Regions from separate parts of the Homo sapiens genome. Here region 1 is linked to region 2. Evidence: chromatin contacts called from ENCODE Hi-C or POLR2A ChIA-PET data. All regions are on one chromosome and are shown on one strand. Each heading gives the region's core, a stretch centred on a gene start or an enhancer-like site at or near the end of the contact. The rest is flanking DNA. Distances are from core to core; before and after follow the strand shown. Region 1 has its middle 36 kb from the start of CFAP300. Region 2 holds the start of CFAP300 (cilia and flagella associated protein 300).

Region 1 (7,610 bases), core at 2,802-5,301, 36 kb after region 2:
GCATTATTATGACTAAATATAATTTTTGCTGTTGTCATCTAGTATACTATGAATATTTATTATTCCTTGTTCACATTTTTGTTTTGGTTGTCATACAAATTATGATTTTTCTGTTTAGTTTTCTACGTAATTTATCACTAATTCTTTCTCTTCCAGATTGCACACATCCTCTTAGTAACTCAAACTTAGTAGATTTCCTATCAATTTTATCTTCTTGTGGCCATTCCTTCTGTACTTGTCTTGACTGGTTGCTTTGTAGGCTTGCCGCACAGCTGAATTTTTCCTTTACCGTCACCCTGGGGATTTCTGTTTGTGTTTTGCCTTTTCCTTGTTGCTCTGCATCCTTTGAGAACCTATCCTCTGGGCTGGGATGGGTTTCAGAGCACCTCAGCTAAGGTCTTTGATCAGTTATGCTCCGTAGCTGGAGGGCTGCAAAGTGCATTCTCATGGCCACTGCAGCTCTCTTGCCTCTCAGATTTCTTATCTTTGTTTTCTTGGTTTACTCCCTTGTTTTAGTAGATCGTATCGTCTAGTAGCTTAAGAACATCATGGCCCAAGATCCCGCTTCAGTAGTCCTCAAATATTTGGTTATTCCCCTTTCCTCAGTGTATTCCCACAGAAATGACCATAGGTCCCTTAAGACAACGACTGAGGGAATCTTTGCAGTATATATTTCTTGGGGGAATTGCAGGGTCCTTCTTCCTGGAGACCCGGCCATCTTATCATTTAATGGGTTTCAGTTTAAAAATAGGGGCCGGGCGCAGTGGCTCACGCCTGTAATCCCAGCACTTTAGGAGGCCGAGGCGGGTGGATCACGAGGTCAGGAGATCGAGACCATCCTGGCTAACACGGTGAAACCCCGTCTCTACTAAAAATACAAAAAATTAGCCGGGCGCTGTGGCGGGCGCCTGTAGTCCCAGCTACTCCGGGGGCGCTGAGGCGAGAGAATGGCGTGAACCCGGGAGGCGGAGCTTGCAGTGAGCTGAGATGGCGCCCACTGCACTCCAGCCTGGGCGACAGAGTGAGACTCCGTCTCAAAAAAAAAAAAAAAAAATTGGCTCAGGCCGGGTGCGGTGGCTCATGCCTGTAATCCCAGCACTTTGGGAGGCCGAGGTGGGCGAATCACTTGAGGTCAGGAGTTTGATACCAGCCTGGCCAACATGGTGAAACCTTGTGTCTATCAAAAATATAAAAAAGTAGCCGGGCATGGTGGCATGTGCCCGTAATCCCAGGTACTTAGGAGGCTGAGGCAGGAGAATCACTTGAACCCAGGAGGTGGAGGTTGTGGTGAGCCGAGATCGTGCCACTGCACTCCAGCCTGGGCGACAGAGCAAGACTCTGTCTTAAATAAAAAGGCTCAGGTCTGGAAACTGAGCAAGATATTATAATTTTTATTGGGACCACTGTCCTAAGCTACCTACTCCTCCATTCTTTACTTGTTTTGATTGTAGATGTTAAGTAGTACCCTTGTAGGGTGCCAACTTGTTTGGACCCTAGAAACTCCAAATTATATTCATCATTTCTACAACTGCCTGACAACCAAGCCCCCTCTGCTGCTTCTTTAACCTTGCTGGTTTTTAGAGTAACTGTGGCCCCTGGCTTCTGGCAGTTACCTGGTCTCTCTTACTCTGGGGGCTCATCATGCTCGCTACAATTAAGGAGCCCAGCTCTGTAATAGAGGAGGCTTGATCTCCTCTCATACCTTCAGTCCTGGCCTACAGAGCAGAGCCACCACTGAAGTTCTTCGTGATATCAGTGCCCCTCTCTCACTACTCCTTGTTAAGAGCTAGCATTTACTCCACCTGAGAAGACCCTACTGAGGCCTTTCCACCACAAGGCAGCCAGAAACCCCTCACAGTTACCCTCCGTCTGCTGACAAGCAGATAACTAGTGTTAAATCCCAGCCCAATACAGCTGGGGAAGTTCTAGGTCTGAAGGATCTGCAAGAAGGATCTGCAGGAAGAGGCAGCAGCATCACTGAGATCTTGTTGGTTCCTGCAGTCTCCTAATGGTAGGAGAGATAGGCACCGATTTGGGAATCCAGTGACCAGGAATTCTTGGGGCTACCCACCCAGATGTTTCAGGGCTCTGGTCTTTTTGTGACAGATCTGCCTTGCCTGATAAATGCCTCTGCAGCTCCTTATTCTAAGTCCTATGATTGCCCCGCAGCTGAGCTCTCTTCCACTGCAGGGTGATAAGGATCTCTTTGTAAGCAATACCACCGCAAGTGCATCCTGGCTCTCATACTTAACCTTTAGTTGTTAACTGCTCTCAGTTTCTCATCACTCTGAAGGTTTTCAATTCAACTTAGTAATAACTAGCTACTGTCTTTGCAGGTGTTAGTCCCACTGCATCTTTTAAATGCCTGGATTCTTGAATTGGCAAGCCTGTTTTTCTCAGGGAATGTTTCCCCAGGTCATCACCTGTGAAATAGTGGCAGTCGAGCCACTACCTTGAGCCAGGGACAATCTGTGACCCACTCTCCACTCAGCATGGGGTTTTCCTTGCCATTCAGTGATTCCATCCCCAATCTCCACCTTTTAGCCTGCTTTCTTGGACTGTTCCTGGTACCAACTATGTCAGTTAAGTTCCTCTGAAAAGCAGATCTCAAGATGGAATTAGAGGTGTATGAGATTTATTGGGAAGAAACACCTGTGAAGGATAAAGGTTATGATGTTATGATGTGTGTCTGACACATGTGAAAAGAGCATGGGAAGGAAGAAGTAGCTCTGAAAAAGGAAGTCTTGCCCAGGCCTATTGAGGCACCCATATGTAAAGACTATCCACCAGAGAAGTCCCTCACTGGTTAAGAATTGTCTGTTTCTGGGACACCCACAATTTTCCACAGTCTTCCACAATGTTCAGTCACTGGGAACAGTCTGCGGGGAGAAAGGCATTGATGTGAACACCATGGTGGATGCAGGAGGTACAGCAGGTAGGGGCTGTCAGCCAACAGTCTCTTTTGCGCAGGTTATCTCTTGAAAGGAAATCTGAGCGGTGCGTGTTCATAACTACCATAGCTATTGTAGCTTGATACAACGCCTGCTTTGCTGTAAATCAGGTTTATTTGCAAGAGTTTTTATTTATTTTTATATGTATTTTGATTTTTAATATGTACTTTATTGATTTTTATATGTATCTTGTGCCAGTACCACATTATCTTAATTATAAGAGCTTTTGCTGGGTGCCATGGCTCACGCCTGTAATCCCAACACTTTGGGAGGCTGAGGTTGATGGATCACTTGAGGCCAGAAGTTTGAGACCAGCCTGGCCAACATGGCAAAATGCTGTTTCCACTAAAAATACAAAAATTAGCCTGGCGTGGTGGTGCATGCCTATAATCCCAGCTACTTGGGTGGCTGAGGCAGGAAAATCACTCGAACCCGGGAGGTGGAGGTTGCAGTGAGCTGAGATAGTGCCACTGCACTCCAGCGTGGGTGACAGAGCAAGATTCTGTGTCAAAAAAAGGAGAGAAAAACAAAAAGTCTTGTTATTTGATAGGGCAAGTACCTCCACGTTAGTCTTCGGACACAGGTGTATCTGGGCTATTCTTGTTCTTTCCTCTTTCACATAAATTTTTAGATCATCTTGTCAAATTCCACAAACAGGCCTTGAGTGTTTTAGTTGGAATTGCATTGAATGTTTAATATCAATGGGAGGAACTGACATGATATTGAGTTTTCAAATCCAAGGATATGGTATATACATCCATTTATTTAAATCTTTTAAAATGTCTTTCAATATTTTAATCTTTTTTCCAGAAAAGGCTTGCATATCTTTTTAAAGATTCAGAGTTGGCATTTTAAATTTGGTTATTTTTGTAAATGGTATCTTTTAAAAAGTTACAAATTTTTTTTTTTGGTCGTTTCTTGCTGGTGTGCAGTCGTGCCTTTCAAAACGGACCTACCTTGAGGCAAAGGGGCCAGGACTTCATGCCCCACATCAACCAGGCATTGGATAAGGGCGGCCCTCAGGGACTGGGTGTGGCCCCGTGTGAGGAGTCTCTTGGCCTGCGGGAAATGCCTGGAGAGTGACTCAGCTGAGAGCTGTCAGCCGCCGACATTCCTGTCAGCTGGGGAAAGACTCCTCAGGTCCTGACGGGACTATCTCAGCAGCAAGCCCTCAGCAACCACTAAATGCCTTCTAATGGGTTAAAGAAATTCTCGTTTATTCATAGTTTTAAAGTTAAATGTTCCTGCTTTGGCAAAAGAAGGAGAGTGGTCCAGCTGTCTTGCATGACATTTGGATCTGGGGTTTAACTGTTTGTCTAACAGACTTCCAACTAATCATTACTGTTTCAGTCTTACCTTTACCCCCAGTTTGCAGAACTACCGGATGACTTTCAAACCTGGGCCTTTCTGGTTTTGCAGGAAAGACTGGCTTGCTTTAGGCTTCCCCTACTGCCAGCATAGGTTTTAGCTTTCTTTGATTATCTAAATCAGTTACCACTTCATCACCTGCTTTCTAACCTTCCAAGTTTTGGCGCTGTCTTCCCTTGTTTTCTCTTTGTCTTGTACTCCCTCCTTTTATTTTATTATTACTTACAACAATTGAGACATCTAGGGTATCTCTTTCTCTGTTTTTTTGAGACAGAGTCTCACTCTGTCGCCCAGGCTGTCGTGCAGTGGCGCGATCTCGGCTCACTGCAACCTCTGCCTTCCGGGTCCAACCGAATCTCCTGCCTCAGCCTCCCGAGTAGCTGGGATTACAGGTGCCTGACACCACGCCTGGATAATTTTTTTGTATTTTCAGTAGAGACGGGGTTTCACTAGGTTGGCCAGGCTGGTCTCAAACTCCTGACTTCAGGTGATCCGTCTGCCTCAGCCTCCCAAAGTGCTGAGATTACAGGCATGACCCACCGTGCCTGGCTGCTATCTGTCCTTTTTAATCCTTGTGATTTAAGTAGGGCTTCAGGAAAGAGCAGAGGTATAATAATGCTTCCAATTGCTCTCTTGCCTGAAAGCCCTGTTTGATTTGGAGATTTATGAAGTATGGGCAAAGCAGGCTGAGTTTGACACATGCTGTTTCTAATGCCTGAAATTACATCCTCTTCCATCCTTGCTTGTCTAACCCATCCTTCAGCCCTCACTTTGGTAGTCACATTTTCCAGAAAGCCTGCCTTCACAGCCCAAGTCCTGGATTAGATGGCCCTTCTAGGCAATCTCATTATAATCTGTGTTCACTCACACTTTGCTGTAATTGCCTGTTTGCCGGTCTTTAAGATCTCATAGGCTAAATGTTTTGATTAGTGGGATTGTATTTGATCTCTATTGGAGTCCCTGGTCCCAAGCATAGAGATGATTTAAGAGGTACTCAGTAAAGTTGTATTGAGTGAATACGTATTACATAGCTTTGAATTGATTTCTGATCAATGCAGTAACTTACAAAGTTCTCACTTTCTGCAAATATTTTTTTCATTCTTTCTTTGCTGGGCTGGAGAAACCAAAAAGGCAAAATACTAGTTTTATTTCCGTGGACATTGGAAGCTTTAACTAATGTCATTTAAAAAGTACTTGGATTTCATCTTTAATATGAAGAGTTAGATGGAGTGGCTGATGTATAAATTTCTTTCTTTAAAATTATTTGAAATTCTTGGAAAGTTTTCTACTTAATCTTTAAAAAAAGGCATTGTAAAAAATCTCTGGAAGAAAGGCATTATGACAACGACTGCATATACAATAAAATATGAGGATAAAATATTAAAAATGGAAAAGAGATTTTTAATGAGTTTTAGGTGTTCATAAATATTGTTTAGGTCATAATCCATTTTAGGAAATATAAGCAACATTGATAACTTTGGCAACCTTTTAATATAAATTAATTTAAAATTGCATATCATATTTACCATTCTGTAGAGCAATACTCTTAGTGCTTTCATACTTTGCAGTCAAAAGTGCCACTGTGCCTGGCCTGGATGGCAGGAAGATTGCTTGAGCCCAGGAGTTTGAGACTAGCCTGGGCAACATGGCAAGACCCCATCTCTTTAAAAAAATTAAAAAAAAAAAGGGCCATCCAATGGAACAAAACTCAGACTGATGTAACCTTTCCAAGATAAAGTTCTTGGAGAGTTTGTTTTGACTGATACTTATATACAGGAGATAACACAAAATTATACCTACTCATCTTCTGATTCTGAAGGTCCAGGCCTCCTTTTACGAATATTTGTAGATAAGGAATACCCTGGAAGATGCTTTTGTGACAAGCAAACTCATCCTCCAGTATAGAAAATCTGTTACAGGGTCTGTAATTCAGCTACACAGGACATCTGGAAAGGCAGACTTTGAGGGGCATTCTTTCTCTTTCATGTGTACACTTTTATCAAAGGAGACAATTTCATTTGCTTTTAATTTTTTTGGACTTCTCTGAAGTTACACATGCACAATGTAGATAGTGTGAAAAATATAAAAAAAAAGTATTAAGAAAAAATGAAAATCACCTGGAATCTGATTGCAGAGAAACCACTCCTGATATTTGATTGCATTAATTTCCTGGCTTTTCTTTCTTGATGTGTTTATTTCCTCCCATGGTTGAGACACTCTAAGTATAGCTCCAGGTCCCTCTCTTTCCACTTAGCAACGAATCATTGTTATTTCTTTAATTCATTAAATATTCTTTGAAAATATAATTTTAATGGCTGTGTAATAGTCATCATATAAATGTACCATAATTTAACAGTTTCCCTGTTTATCACCTTATAGAATGTTTTCTTATTTTTCCTATTATAGCAATAAGCTATATTTCATAACTTTATTGTAAGTCTTGTTATGACTGAGGAAATTCAGTCTGCAACTCTGAAGAATGAAAGTAAACACAGATTTGTAGTAGAGACTTTTTTGAGGTAATACATGTGAAATGTATGTAAGTTACTAATAGAAAAGATAATATATTTGGTAGGTATGATTAGTATTAGTGTATGGGGAATTTTATTTGTATTATTTATATTATCTGTATTGTTAAACTTAAGCAGCCTACTATTTCAGAAAACGTTAAATCATATCTACTTTCAGAATAAATTAAATCATAAACCATAGTCTATATGACATAGTTAATATATTAAACCAAGTGTTCTCAGAGAACACTCGTTGTCAAACTGGATGGCAAGCTATTAGTGGGTGAAGATATATTATTCCTTGTAACCAACATTTTTTTAAAATAAAATACAATAGAATATAAAAATATCAAAGGGCATGCCTTAGTTAAGTTTTCTTACTGGAAAGAGTGAAAGCTACTGGCATTGACTGATAGAAAAGTTTATTGTTTTATAACCACTAGAGGGCAGTCATTACATTAGTTTTAAAAAAGGCCAACTAACAGCTTAATACAAGTTGACCTAGTTTTACAACTGATTATGATAGACATAAAATTACATTTAAAAAGATTGTCGGGCTGTTAATGTACTGTTATTTGAGGACCTATTACATGGCACACATTGAGTTAGGGAGACATTGATGAATAAGACATGTTCTAGAATGCAGTGAGAAGGTAAGTGTGATATTACAAGGCAGTTATGCATGTCATTTGGGCTTATGTTTGCCTTTCCAGCCTCATATCCTGCCACTCCCCAACTTGCAACCTGAACTGCAATCATGCTGAGCTACTTGTAGTCACCT
Region 2 (6,989 bases), core at 3,399-5,898:
CTAATAAGTGAATTTTTAAAAAATGTCCTAATACATGTAAATTGCATTTCTGGCTTGTTATGGAATTTCCAGTAAGGCATTAGAAGAGATTTTCTGTATATCAACTTTAGGAAAGCTGACTGTGCTTTGGAAAAATATAAGATGATTCCTAAACTAGTTACAGTAATAACAAAGATACTGATGTCAAAATGCATGTGAAAATGTTAAATAAACTTGTTTCATAAAATGTGAAAGTGGGCTGGGTGTGATAACTCACACCTGTAATCCCAGCACTTTGGGAGGCTGAGGCAGGAGAATTGCTTGAGCCTGGGAGTTTGAGACCAGCCCGGGCAACATAGTGAGACCCTGTCTCTATTAAAAATAAACAAATAAATAAATAAAAATGTGTAAGGGGAAAAAAGATAAGTTTCTCTATTTTTAATTTTCTTATTATTTTAATTTTTACATCCAGCATGCATACTGGACAGACAATATTTCTAAATTATTTAAGTATATATTTGACTATATTATCTATCTGGCAGACTGATGGTTTCTAGTCCAATATCAATTCTTTCTTCCTTAAGGAATCCCATTTTTATTTGGGACAGCAATATGCTTAGCTTAGTCTGCATTTCCAGCCTCCCTGGGATGTGGGAGGCCTAAATTCTGGTCACATGCCTAAGTTCTGGTCATGAGATGTAAGCAGAAGCGTTGCGCAGGCTTCCAGGAAAGCTCTGTAAATTAAGGCGCTTCCTTGAAGTTGTTTATGTGGAAAATTCTCCTCATCATCCCCAGTCCCATGGTGAAGATGTCAACACTATATACTGGGCCCAGAGCTTTCTTGAAATTCAAAGTTAAATGTTATATTCAACTATCTAGAATACTGCCACTTGTATGTACCTCGAATTCAGCATGCCTGAAACTGAACTCATTTTCCTTGTAATTCTTCCATGTTTTCTACACATTTAATGACATCATCAGCCACTCGAGTCAACCAAGCCAGAAACTTGGGAGTCATCCTACATGTCCCCCTCTCCTTTACTCTCAATATCTTACCATTCCTTAAGCCTTTCTCCTAAATCTGGGCCATACTGGTACTTGACATTATCATGTAACTGTCTAGAGGACAACAGTTTCCAATTTGGTGTCATTACTTCCTGACTCAGTCCTAACAACCCACCCTCCACACTTCTGCCAAGGTGATCTCAATATTTTAACATTTAAAGTCTGTCTTAAAAACTTCTCCTTCTTAGCCAGATAAAGTCCAAATTTCTTTGCATGGCACAAAAGGTCTTCTAAAATATTATCCCACCCATCTCTCCAACATTATCCTTGCCACTTCATCTACCTGATGAATTCCTACTCATCTTTCAGGCCCCGCCTTAAGAGTCCTGTCTTTTATAAATGCTCTTCTGACCACCTCAGTCAAAAATGATCACTTTCTCTTTTGTGTCACCAAAGTACCTTATGCCTCAGGTATGTATTTTATCACTTCTCTCTCTGCAATGCAATTTTTGGTATTTCCCTCCCTTTAATTGTGTCTATTCATCTATATAGACCTAGGAACTAAAGAGATGTTTGCCAGATAAATGTTTCCTTCCATCCATTTATCATCTCAGAAATACATTTTTGGAACATAATTTGTTTTTAAATTGAAAGGGAAAATTCAAAATCTGGAATTCTAGTTTAAACAATACCCTCTGTTCAGTAGTGAGTTTTTGTTGTAGAAACAGCATGGTTTCTAGAGTCAAAATGCCTGGGTTCTGCCCTTTGTTGAATGTTTTTGCATAAATTATGTAACCTTTCTGAATTTTAAGCTATAAAATGGGAGTCAGAACACCAAACCTGGCAGATTGTTGTAAAGATTAATGATAAACATAATATAAAAAGTGCTGACAGCTGAATCTGTGCACACTGGAGTCACTACTGCTATAGAAAAATACTTCATAAAGTAATAGAGAAATTATTTTTTTTTTGAGACAGGGTCTTACTTTGTCACCCAGGCTATGGTGCAGAGGTGCGATCATAGCTCAAGTAATCCTCCCACCTCAGCCCCGCAAGTAGCTAGGACTACAGGTGTGTGCCACCACACCCAGCTAATTAAAAAATTTTTAAAAAATAGCCACAGGATCTCACTATGTTGCCCAGGCTGGTCTCAAACTCCTGGGCTCAAGTGATCCTCCTGCCTCAGCCTCCCAAAGTGCTGGGATTACAGTTGTGAGCCACCATGCCCTGCCTCAGACTTTTTTTTTTTCTTAACATTTCTAGCTCCCCAAACTATACATGCCTTGTAAGCTGGGATCAGGTCTCTTCATCTTTTTATACCCTCTAGAGGGACACAGTAAATATTCAACAAATATTTATTGAATAAATGAATTATACTAAAATTTTTACAGTATTCTAAAATTCAGTGTCCTCAAATCCTGATCTTTAAAAAAAATTATAGACAGCCAGTACTGGTATAAATAAAAAATATAAAAAACTACATAATAATCTAACCATGAGTATTTGAGAAATGTTATTAATGTCATTATCAGTAGCATTATAATATAATGGCACTATAACACCATCTTAGGGAAAGGGAGGTAGACATTTAACCAATTTACTCTCTGTTATGGGTTGATAGTGTCCCCCCAAAATTTACATCCTTCCTGAAATATCACAAAGTGACCTTAGTTGGAATTAGCGTTGTTGCTGATGTAATTAATTAAGATGAGGTTATGCGGGGCCCTTAATTCAATATGACTGGTGTCTCTATAAGAAGAAGAGATGCAGACATATGAAGGGAAAAGGCTATGGGACTGACAGGAAGAGAAGAAAGTTCTGCAGCTGCAAACTAAAGGACGCCAAGGGAGGGTGGCAACCGCCAGAAGGCAGGAAGAGGCAAGGATGGATTCTCCCCTACAGGTTTCAGAGGAATGATGGCCCTGCCAGCACCTTGATTTAAGACTTCTAGCCTCCAGAACTATGACACAATCCTACCTAATGTTCTCCTTTCTCCATTTCCTCCTATTTTCTTTACTGCCCTTATCACTATATGAAATAATCAGATTGTTTTTTCATTTATTGTAGTCTTGCCAAGGCCCGTACAATCTTTGACAGCTGGGCTCTTGTCTTGTTCCTCCTCGTATCCCCAGCACTGGAAGGAATTCCTAGCACATGATAGGCCCTCAGGAAGTGTTTGTTATGCCAAACTATAAACTACAGTCAATGCATGAAGGACATGAATGGCAGAGAATGAAGATAACTTCATAAACTGTAACAGTATTTTCCATTTGATTGAGGAGAAAAAAAAAACAGGATTGAAAATAATGGACTAAATTTTAACAAACACACCAAAACTTAAACTTTCAAGTGAGTTTTACCTCTCTCAAAGTAGTCACCTCTAGTAGTCAAAAGACTTATTCAAATCACTGTGCTACGGCTTCATACTTTTTTGGGGGAATTCCTCATTTGGAACTGTTGGTAGAGCCTGAAGCCCAGTTCTCAGAGTGGGTGTGATGTTGAGAAAAAAATCGAAAGTAATTTGGAGCTAGTAAATAAAGCGGCGATAAAGCTGTGTGATAATATTTAAAATATTTTAAAATGAGATGTGCCTATTGAAAAAGAGAGGCTGGGGGTGGTGGCTCGCCTGTACTCCCCAGCACTTTGGGAGCCCGGGGATTCAAGACTAGCCTGGGTAACATAGTGAGACTCTGCCTCTAAAAAAATTTTTTTTAATTAGCTGGACGTGGTGGCCTGCACCTGTAGTCCCAGCTATTCAGGAAGCTTGAGCCCGGGAGGTCCAGGCTGCAGTGAGCTGAGATGGTGCTACTGCACTTTATTCAGCCTGGGTGACAGAGAAAGACCCTGTTTCAAAAAATAAGTAAATAAAATAAAATAAAACAAAATAAAATGAAACAAAAATAAACAAAGGGAGAAACTAATCTTCTAGAGAGCGCGCGATCTTCCAGAACTGCAAAGTTCCCCGAGGCAAGATACAAGATGCTGAAAGTAGAGAAAGAATGAACTAAATGGCAAACAAATTTATGATGACTGATTCGAAACGTAAAAGTTCCTTTAAAAAAATCATTTGCACCTTTTATTACTCCCAAACGCCAAGAAAACGACGTCAGTAAGGAATAGCGTGTTCACAAGAATCTATGCCAACTTGGGGGGAAGTTTAAAAATCCGCAGAGACCCAGGGAACTCTCCGACCCCCATACTAACCATAACGAAATCATCCTTCCGATAGGACTGAAAGGTCTGGTCAAAGCCGAACGCCTGCGCCTTGATTCTGCCCAGCATGGACCTGGGGCAGAGGAGGAAAAAGAAATCATCTGGGGGCTGGCACCCTCTCAGAGCGCACCGATAACCGATCCCACCCACAGCATCCGCCCTTCCCGGGTGGTTCGGGGTTCACTCAGGAAGCCTCAGGGTTCACTCAGAATGGCGCCGACCCGCGCGGGCCCCTCGACGCCCGGCCTGCGCCTCCACAGCCGCGAAGACCAAGGGCCTCTTCTCTCCCTGTGCCTCGGTTCCTCACCACTGGCGGAGCCGGCTGGTGATCTCCTTAGAGCTCAGAGACTGGAAGGTTTTCTGAGGCAAGAACCTGAAGTAGTAGCCACCCAAGTCCCCGAGCTCCCCAGTAGCCATCGTGCTCTCGGCTGGGTGGATGCCTGGGCCGTTTCCATGGAGACGCGGCGGCCGTCGTGTCGGAGCGACGCTGCGGGGGCGGGGCCACACGTCTCTAGGGACCCAGGAGTTCCGGCCTTGCCGCCGCGGGTGCAGGGAGGGAGGTTAGCCTGTCTTTCCCAGGAGCTTGTGCCACTCCACTCCCCAACCCCGGGCTTGGCGGTTAGGGAAACTAGGGGTCGGGGATGGAGACAAATTGCCAATCGATACTTGTTGACATTAACTTTTAATAATAATTACTCAGCATGGGTTAATATTCTAGTCTCAAGAGCTATAACCTCAGATTTACAGTTATCTACGTTTGATGACTCAAACGTTTCTGAAGAAAAGATTATTCTGAATTAATTAGGTTTATCTATTTTGGAAGACAAATGTCTATGTGACTACTTAGGAAACTATTCTGTTTTACCATCTGTTTTTTTTTTTTTTTCCTTAAAATGTACACTTGAAGGCCAAAAAAAAAAAAAAAATGTTTCCATACACAGTACATTACAACATGCTGTTTATTTATTTTTGTTTTTTAGACCACTTTTGTTCTGGTATGCGTGCTGTTTAATAGAAAACACACTTTTCTTATTTTCTATTGAAAATTATCTTCGTTTCTACTTTTTTTTTTTTTTGAGATGGAGTCTCGCTCTGTTGCTCAGGCTGGAGTGCAGTGGCGCGATCTCGGCTCACTGCAACCTCCGCCTCCCGGATTCAAGTGATTCTCCTGCTTCAGCATCCTGAGTACCTGGGATTACAGGCTAAGTTTTTGTATTTTTAGTAGAGACAGGGTTTCCCCATGTTGGCCAGGCTGGTCTCGAACTCCTGACCTCGAGTGATCCGCCCGCCTCGGCCTCCCAAGGTGTTGGGATTACAGGCTTGAGCCACCGCACCCGGCCTGTTTCTATGGTTTTTATTTTTGCCTTATAGCAGTGCATTTGGACTTCAGAATGGAGGGATAGTTCTTTTCCATCTCGTTGCTTTCTCTCCTTTTCCCCTAGCCCTTAAGAACTTGATTATTTTTTAACAGCATTAGCAGAAGAAGAGACAGGGAACAAAGACAAAAAAGAGAAACAGAGGGAGAGAGAGATAGATTATTCCTTTTCATTGATGTTTAGTATTCTGTTACTTGACTATACTACAGTTTATCCTTTTGGGCTGTTTCCTCTTTGAGGTTGTTATGAAAGCAGCTATGAACATTCCTGTGTATGCCTTTAGATGGACTTATGCACCATTTCTGTTGGAAATACATCCAGGATTGGAATTGCTCAGTTACATGGCATAAGTATGTCTAGCTTTACTACATACTGTCAAAAAGTTTTCTAAAGATCAGTTTACATCCCAACCAGCAATGAATGAGATTTCCCGTTGTTCAACATCCTTGCCAACACATAGTATTGCCAGTCTTTTAAAATTTTAGCCATTCTAGGGAGTTTGTATTAATTTTTTATTGTGATTTCAGTTTGCATTTCCTTGATAGTTAATGTTGCTGAGCAACTTTGCAATATGCTGGGTCATTTGGATATCTTCTTTAGTGAAATGCCTATTTGAGTGTTTTGTCCATTAGGAGGAAGAAGGGTTGTCAGTCTTTTTCTTACTAATGTTTAGGAAGTTTTTATATAATATGGATATGAGCCCATTGCCAGATATACATATTGCGAACATTCTCTTTGCTTGTAGCTTGCCTGTAGCTTTGATGCTCAGAAATTCTTAATTTTAATGAAGTTGAATTTATCAACTTTCTTTTTTATGTGTCAGGTTTGATTTCTGCCTAAACAAAGTCAAGAAGATAGTCTCGCATTTATGTCCATAATCCATCTCAAAATAATTTTTTGAAGCTGAAGATTAGTTCTTTCCCTGTGGTTTTTCAGTAGACGCAGCTCTATATATTGGTAAGACTATTTCTAATCCAGTGAATTGCTGTGGCACTTAAAAAAAAAATCAAGTGAGTGTTTTTGTTCTTTCTATTCAGTTTATTGGACTGTCCTTACACAAATGCCACATTGTGTTAATTACTGTAGGATTATATAAAGATGTGATATCTGATGGTATAAGTTGTCTAACTTTGTTATTCTTTTTCTTCAAGATTGCATAGGCTGTTGCTGTTTCATTTCTGTATAAATTTTAAATTGGGTTTATCATTTTCCATCAAAGAAACCTGATGGGATTTTTTTTTTTTTTTTTTTTTGAGACAAGAGTTTCACTCTTGTCACCCAGGCTGGAGTGCAATGGCGTGATCTCGGCTCATGGCAACCTCCGCCTCCCAGGTTCAAGTGATTCTCCTGCCTCAGCCTCTGGAGTAGCTGGGATTATAGGTGCCCGCCACCACGCCTGGCTAATTTTTGTATTTT

What was found. Hi-C counts contacts between places; a loop is a spot of excess contacts on that map. ChIA-PET counts read pairs that join two places held with the same protein, here RNA polymerase II (POLR2A). Pooled maps may share reads with other maps.
Region 1: a loop to region 2 is called in a map of mammary epithelial cell, with 2.2 times the contacts of the local background. The contact joins the enhancer-like site here to the promoter of CFAP300 in region 2. A Hi-C loop is called at or near these places in 2 of 168 maps with a recorded cell type or tissue (Caco-2 and mammary epithelial cell) and 2 of 50 pooled maps. POLR2A ChIA-PET finds 5 or more read pairs at or near these places in 3 of 52 experiments (A549, MCF 10A and WTC11).

Annotation. Positions count from the first base shown.
Region 1 is chr11:102,007,697-102,015,306 of GRCh38, reverse strand. No RefSeq gene overlaps it. Among named protein-coding and RNA genes, the nearest start is that of CFAP300, 36 kb to the left of the region's middle. RefSeq lists enhancers at 3,185-4,384, 4,670-5,296. Within about 2 kb of position 4,051, at least 6 of the 41 ENCODE cell types and tissues checked have a DNase peak (open chromatin) inside an H3K27ac peak, as active enhancers do; they include mammary epithelial cell, where a contact is called at or near this core.
Region 2 is chr11:102,045,096-102,052,084 of GRCh38, reverse strand. CFAP300 (cilia and flagella associated protein 300) reads right to left here and starts at 4,648. Exons shown (of 7, transcript NM_032930.3): 1 at 4,505-4,648; 2 at 4,189-4,270. The coding sequence starts at 4,614.